Regions from separate parts of the Homo sapiens genome. Here region 1 is linked to region 2. A link is an interaction called in ENCODE POLR2A ChIA-PET data of the cell type or tissue named here. Cell type or tissue: K562. All regions are shown on one strand.

What was found. ChIA-PET counts read pairs that join two places held together with the same protein. Peaks named below come from ENCODE experiments on the same cell type or tissue, not always from the same donor. Only the 100,000 strongest peaks of a DNase experiment are listed, where the experiment ranks them.
Region 1: POLR2A ChIA-PET joins it to region 2 with 6 read pairs; 2 of 35 experiments call an interaction of 5 or more read pairs at or near these places.

What each region holds. Positions count from the first base shown.
Region 1 is chr5:118,897,041-118,901,040 of GRCh38, forward strand. All of the region lies in intron 4 of DTWD2 (DTW motif tRNA-uridine aminocarboxypropyltransferase 2), which reads right to left. Among named protein-coding and RNA genes, the nearest start is that of MIR1244-2, 76 kb to the right of the region's middle. In K562, no CTCF peak of the experiment used is centred here; no DNase peak of the experiment used is centred here.
Region 2 is chr5:119,061,701-119,065,700 of GRCh38, forward strand. All of the region lies in intron 1 of DMXL1-DT (DMXL1 divergent transcript), which reads right to left. Among named protein-coding and RNA genes, the nearest start is that of DMXL1-DT, 7.2 kb to the right of the region's middle. RefSeq lists an enhancer at 2,163-2,272. In K562, no CTCF peak of the experiment used is centred here; a DNase peak (open chromatin) is centred at 2,201.

The sequences.
Region 1 (4,000 bases), 160 kb before region 2:
GGAGTTTGTTATGCAATATTTCAGGAGGACCCAAGACCACAGTCAGGTTTAGTGATTCTCTGGGACTCACAGAACTCAGTATATAGTGGAACTCACGGTTAATATTTATTACAGTGAAAGAATACAAAGCAAAATCAGCCAGGAGAAAACTCACATGGGACACAGCTCAGAGGAAACCAGGCACAAGTTTCCAAGTGTCTTCTCCCAGTGAAATCACATAAGATGTATTTACTTAAATCTTCCAGTACTGAATTGTAACATGTGTGAAGTGTTATCTACAACAGAAGCTCATTAGAGACAGAATGTCTCTAATTTGAGGTTTACTGGAGGTTAGTCACCTAGGCACCCTTTGCCTGGCATGTATCAAAATTTCAGACTCCCAGAAGAAAACTGGTGTTCATATACATAATTCTTTGCACAAATAGTTTAGGCACAGTGAGCCACTCCTATCACTTAGGAAAAGCTTTGTATCAGTGCAGGAAATTTTACCATTTACATTCTCAGATCCCAGACAAAGGTCAACCTTCTAAGCTTGTTTCCAAGGAGAGTAGCCTCCAACCTGCTATGTTAATTATTGTGTGCACATGCAGCAATAGATAACTGCAACAATAGCCACACATCAGTGTTAAAAACAATACAGACCATACAAACCATACAAACCACTGGCCAGACCTGACATAAAATGGCTTATCTCCTCTTCCTGTCAGAAAATTAAATTAAAAGTAATTCAAAGGAATCTTTGTGTAAAACAAATGTACTATGTAATATTATTTTTGAAACAGGTACCACTGCATATGACCTCCAGAGTAAAATTAATATTTGAAAATTAAATAATTTCTTTTTTTTGAGACAGGGTCTCACTCCTACGCCCAGGGTGGAGTGCAGTGTCACAATCATGGCTCAGCCTTGACTTCCTGAGCTCAGGTGATCCTCCCACCTCAGCTTCCCAAGTAGCTGGGACCACAGGCATGTGCCACCATGCCCAGCTAATTTTTTAAACTTTTAGTAGAGATGGGTTTTTGCCGTGTTGCCCAGGCTGGTCTCAAACCCCTGGACTCAAGTGATCCACCTGCCTTGACCTCCCAAAGTGCTGAGATTATAGGCATGAGCCACCATGCCCAGCCAAAAAATTAAATCTTAATCCCAGTCTTTTATATTGGTACATTTGAAGTCTTCTAGGTAAACTTTGATACAATTTCATTCTGAAGAAACTATATTACACCACTTGATACGTAATCATTTAATGGTCAGTTGCTACTGGGCAAAAACAAAAAAATTAATGTACAACATTACAATGAATCCCTGATCAGCAAAGAATGAGAAGATAAATTTTATGGCCGAGCACAGTGGCTCACGCCTGTAATCCCAGCACTTTGGGAGGCTGAGGTAGGCAGATCACTTGAGGTTGGGAGTTCAAGACCAGCCTGGCCAACATGGTGAAACCCCGTCGCTACTGAAAAAAAAAAAAATTAGCCGGGCATGGTGGCGGGTGCCTGTAATCTCAACTTCTCAGGAGGCTGAGGCAAGAGAATCGCTTGAACCTGGGAGGCGGAGGTTGCAGTGAGCTGAGATCATACCACTGCACTCCTGCCTGGGCAACAAAGTGAGACTCCATCTCAAAAAAAAAAAAAAAAAATGAGAATGAGAAGATAAATTTTAAAATCTAATAAAGCTTGGCATCAAAACAGTTACGAAAATCTACAGTATGGTACAAAAAAATTACAAAATTGGCACCCTAGAACAGCTCTAATTTTAATCACAAAAAAATTGTTATTAAGACATTTAGTTTAAGAGGAAAAGGTTATCCTTAGCCTACTTGCACACTTGATTGAGAAGTAAATATTTACTCAGGTACTAGCAGCTATGTATTTAGATATTATTTGCCAATTCTGTATCTGTGAAATCGCCTGCTTACTAAAATTTATGTATAAACCCAACATGCACAAGCACAGAACAGCAAAAATTTAGAGTTGCCCAATGCACACATTCCCAGCTGAGGTAGAATTCAGTGATGCTGTATCTTGTTTCAGCTCTCATACTGTAAATATGTGTCTTTTTCACAGCCTATTTAGTGCCACATTTTTGCACTGTTGTGCTTTTTGTTGGCGATTCCACTACGTGGCCCGCAACTTGTAGCACTGAAGTGCTGTCTAGAGTTCCTGAGCTCAAGAAGACTGTGATGTGTCTCATGAAGAAAACACATGTCAGATAAGCTTAATTCAGACATGAGTTATAGTGCTATTGGGCATAAGTTCAATGTTAATGAATCAATGATATTTATGAAATATGGTGTATGTAAACAGAAACACATGTAAAACAAGGCCATGTTGTACTGCTTGGTTAACTAAAATGCAATCAAAGGCTAGTAGGAACCTAATCCTGTATTTTCCCTAGAGACAATGGTTCGGTATTCACTAACTCAGTGTTCACAGAAACTTTCTAGAACCTAACTATCACAAATAACAAGCACTGACTGCATACATAAGCGTTTTCTGGAAGCCGAATATATATACCAAAGTGCCCAAATCATAACTGTACAGCTCCATGAATCTACAAAACAAACACACTTGTGTAACTAGTACCCAAGTCAAGAAGCAAAATATAACCAGAATCCACAGACCTCTTCATACTCCATTCCTGTCATTATGCCCTCCCTACAAAAGAAACTACTACCTTGACATCCAAAACCATAGTTCTGTCAGTTTTAAATTTTATAGAAATTGAATCATTGAATCATATAAGTCATACTTCGTTTTTTCTTTTTTTTTTTTTTTTTTTTGAGACGGAGTCTCACTCTGTTGCCCGGGCTGGAGTACAGTGGCACGATCTCGGCTCACTGCAACCTCCGCCTCTCGGGTTCAAGCGATTCTCCTGCTTCAGCCTCCCAAGTAGCTGGCATTACAGGCGCACGTCACCACACCCTGAAATTTTTTATACTTTTTGGTAGAGAGGGGATTTCACTATGTTGACCAAGTTACCTGGTCTCAAATTCCTGACCCAAATTGATCTGCCCACCTCGGCCTCCCAAAGTGCTGGGATTACAGGCACAAGCCACCATGCACGGCCAAGTCATACTTCTTTATGTCTGGCTTCTTTCACCAACATTATGTTTATGTAATTCATTCATGTTGTTATGTGTAGTTTAGTTTTTACTGCTGTAGAGCATTCCATTACATATACCACCATTTGTTCATTCTGTTGTTGACAGGAACTGGGGTTATTACAGACAGTGTTAATACGAATAGTGTTAATAACTTGCTAGCTTAATATTTTTAAAAACTTTTTCCCTTAATTACATTAAATGCAAATATTAAAAAAAGCTACTTGTCATATAAACATCTCTAAATCAGTAGATGTAAACACAATAATGCTACAAAACTGCAGGCAAGTTAACAGAGATGGTACAGGAATGAAGAAAAGAAGTATAAAGTTGTGGCAGTGAGCTAAATAAAGAAGCACTCATTTTATAGAAAAAAATGTATCTAAAACTATAGTCATATCCTGATATACAAAAAAGATAAAGTATTTTGTCTTAAGATAGACTGGATAACAGAGCTAATAGATTAAACTAAAACCAGTGATGAAAAAATGACTCAAAATCAAGGGCCAGGCGGGGTGGCTCACGCCTGTAATCCCAGCACTTTGGGAGGCCAAGACGGGCAGATCACAAGGTCAGGAGATCGAGACCATCCTGGCTAACATGGTGAAACCCCGTCCTACTAAAAACACAAAAAATTAGCCAGGCGTGGTGGCAGATGTCTGTAGTCCCAGCTACTCGGGAGGCTGAGGCAGGAGAATGGGGTGAACCCAGGAGGCAGAGCTTGCAGTGACCCGAGATCACGCCACTGCCCTCCAGCCTGGGCAACAGAGTGAGACTGCGTCTCAAAAAAAAAAAAAAAGAAAAAATGACTCAAAATCATATTTCCTGCTCTACTTTTAGTGGAGGTAATCAGTGATAATGATTATCAGAATAATTATCACTACCCAAATATTTATGTAT
Region 2 (4,000 bases):
TATGTTGCCCAGGCTGGTCTTGAACTCCTGGTCTCAAGCTATCCTGCCTTGCCCTTCCAAATTGCTGGGATTATAGGCATGGGCCACTCTGCTTGGTCAAAATATTTCATTTTAAAGAACACAAGCTTGAGGGTGAGATTTTTTTTCTTCCCAGAAATATATATATAGTAGAGCAAAAATTACTTTTTCACTTACAGCAAAAGATGTTTCTTTTATCTACCTTTAGTTCTTTAGATTTAGAGAGCAAAAGACCCTACTTACTAAAAATCCATTATTGTTTAATTAAAGCAGTATGTGCAAACCTGGAGCTTTCTCTCTTTGGATGCTTTAAATCCAGGAATTATAACCAAAAGCCTCTGCACAGAGAATATGGAAGTGTTCTTCTAGAATACAGGGAAAGGTATTGTGGATATTTGCATTTGTAGCAATTTCAGTGACAGAAATGAGTGTTTTCAGAAAGCTGCTTACTGAATTTCTTTCTTAAAAAAGTTTTCTCTTTTTTTTCCTTCTGCTGTACAGGGAATGAAAACTCAGCAGGTGAAAGATTAAGCAATTCACCCATTCCTCAACTCTGCTTTCTTCTATTCATTCAGAACTCTGTTACATATTTTTCTGTAGAATTTTCACCTTGTGTCTATACTTTTGTTTTTAAAAATCCTTTTCTGGCTGGGCGCGGTGGCTCATGCTTGTAATCCCAGCACTTTGGGAGGCCAAGGCGGGCGGATCACGAGGTCAGGAGATCAAGACAATCCTGGCTAACACAGTGAAACCCATCTCTACTAAAAATACAAAATATTAGCCGGGTGTGGTGGCGGGCGCCTGTAGTCCCAGCTACTTGGGAGGCTGAGGCAGGAGAATGGCGTGAACCTGGGAGGCGGAGCTTGCGGTGAGCCGAGATGGTGCCACTGCACTCCAGCCTGGGCAACAGAGCAAGAATCTGTCTCAAAAAAAAAAAAAGTTTAAAAATCCTACTGCTGGCAATTAAAGTTAGTTTTGTCAAGTTATGTATTAAGCACCTTTCAGGAATCATATTCTTGCTTTTCTCTAATCTCTAGTGTTCTCTCTGTTAATTCATATGCTTAATACTTTCTAAAGATGCAGAAAAACTGGAATTCTCATGTTGGTGGGAATTTAAGTTATCATGTGTTAGTCTTGTTATCCAAAGTGACAGAAATGGAATTCAAGCGAACTTAAGAAAAAAAAAGTAGGTAGAGGTTGGGCATGGTGGTTCACACCTGTAATCCCAACACTTTGGTAGGCCAAGGAGGGAGGATTGCTTGAGGCCAACATAGCATGACTCATCTCTCTCTCTCTCACTATATATATATATATTATATATATATAATATATATATTTTATATATTATATATTAAATATATATAATATATATATTATATATATTATATATATATTTTATATATTATATATTAAATATATATAATATATATATTATATATATATTTTATATATTATATATTAAATATATATAATATATATTATATATTAAATATATATAATATATATTATATATTAAATATATATAATATATATATTATATATTAAATATATATATTATATATATAATATATATATTATATATATATGTAAAGTAGGTGGGGAGGATTTTGTGCTCACATAATTGGGTAGGATGGACATTAAACAGGACTGGACCAAGAGTTCAAGTGAGGTTGTCATGGCTTCCCTTTACTCCCTGTAGTAAATATCAAAAATGGAGTTCAGCTCTACTTTTCTTTCTTCATTCTTCCTAAAACACTCAAGGGTCATTTATGTTCAGGGACAATGTTTAATTACTTCAAAAATGCAAGAGTTCCCTGATAGATGCAGCAGAAAATCCTGGAGAAAGATTCTGATTGACCCAGCTGGGGTTCATCCCTGAGTCAATTACAGTAGCTAGGGAAACAGAGGTGAGGCAGTATAGACCTGCCTGGGAAAGGGCATGTGTTCTGTGTTGCCAGACATAATGGACTTAAATCCCAGCTAGCTGTGTGACCTTGGGAAATTACTGCCCTTTACTGTTTTCGTTTCCTTATCTGTAATCTAGGGATTATATTGTAAAGATTACATTCTGTGTAGAAATACACAGAACAATCCCTGGCAAGCAGAATATATTGCATAAATCTTACCGAGTAGTTTTATTATCGGTCATGTGTCTTTCCTTGTGGTTTGAGTGGGAGGGGTTGCTATGAGTAGGAGGTGGTAGTGGAGATGGAGAACAGTGTAGAGGGTTCGTTTTTTCTCTTGTATAGAGGCAGTATACTATAACAGTTAAGAACTTCTCCCTCTACCCCTTACTATGTGACTTGGGCAAGGAAATTTACTCTGTCTCAGTTTCCTTACTTGTACAAGTTAGAAAATAATAGGGGAAAATAATGGGGGAGGAGGGAATAATAGTATCTATCTCTTCAGGTTGACATGAGAATTAAATGAGTCAATACAGAATGCTTAGAATAGTACTTTACTAAATATTCACTTGATGTTAATGACTACAATGATTACACAATTGATATTTCTTTTTAATTTGCCCACGGTATCTAACTGGTATCTATACTGCTAGACTTGGTTCCCATGTCCCACTTTGTGAAATGTGTAGGATTTATGTAATCTACTTCTAATGAGCTCTCTGATACTTGCCAGACTTATAATCCTCTTCACATGGGAATTACTACTGGAATTTGGACCGTTCCCTTAATTCAGTGTAGGGCCCTGGAGCCTATGTGTTTGCTAACGAGAGGTAGCCCAGGTTGTGGTTGTTCATTTCTCTTTTTATTCATCTCTCTTGTCAAACTAAAACAAAAGAAGCTGAGCCTCAGAATTAATATAGAGTATATTTGGGCCAAAGTAGAGAACAGCTGCCTGGGACACACTTCCAAATTGTCTTGGGAAGTGCTCCGTTCAGACCTTTGCTACAAGCAGATTTTTTTTTTTTTTTTTTTTTTGAGACAGAGTCTCACTCTGTCACCCAGGCTGGAGTGCAGTGGCGCGATCTCCGCTCACTGCAAGCTCCGCCTCCTGGGTTCACGCCATTCTCCTGCCTCAGCCTCCCGAGTAGCTGGGACTACAGGCGCGTGCCACCACGTCCGGCTAATTTTTTTGTATTTTCAGTAGAAACGGGGTTTCACTGTGTTAGCTAGGAGGGTCTCAATCTCCTGACCTCGTGATCCGCCCACCTTGGCCTCCCAAAGTGCTGGGATTACGAGCGTGAGCCACCGCGCCCGGCGCTACAAGCAGATTTTTGAAGGCAAAAAGAGGATAAGGAGTGGGCTTATACAAAATTGTTTGTCAGGAATTCTCATCAGTTCACAGAAATAACATTGATTAGTGATTGGCTATACATTATTGAGCTACAGTGTGTGGGTTATACTGTCCAGAATGTGGCATTGTTAGATTAATTTATAGTTACTTGTAGAAACAGCGAATATAGCTAGTAGTTTCTTTTTTTTTTTTTTTTTTTGAGATGGAGTCTCACTCTGTTGCCCAGACTGGAGTGCGATCTTGGCTCACCACGATCTCCAGCGGGTTCAAGCGATTCTCCTGCCTCAGCCTCCCCAGTAGCTGGGATCATAGGCGGCTGCCACTACTATGCCTGGCTAATTTTTGTATTTTTAGTAGAGACAGGTTTCATCATGTTGGCCAGGCTGGTCTCGAACTCCCAACCTCAGGTGATCCACCCACCTCGGCCTCCCAAAGTGTTAGGATTACAGGCGTGAGCCTCCGTGCCCAGCCACGAAAGCAGTTTCAAGAGATTACATAGTTCAAGGAGAGAAATAGGATATGAATGGTGTCTCATTTTAATGCCTTCCTGGGCCTGATAATTTAAAAGGGCTTACATTCCTCATATAAAAAGTGTGTGTGACCAGGCATGGTGACTCACACCTACAATCCCAGCACTTTGGGAGGCCGAGGTGGGTGGATCACTTGAGCCCAGGAGTTCGAGACCAGTCTGGGCAACACGCCAAAACCCCGTCACTACAAAAAATAC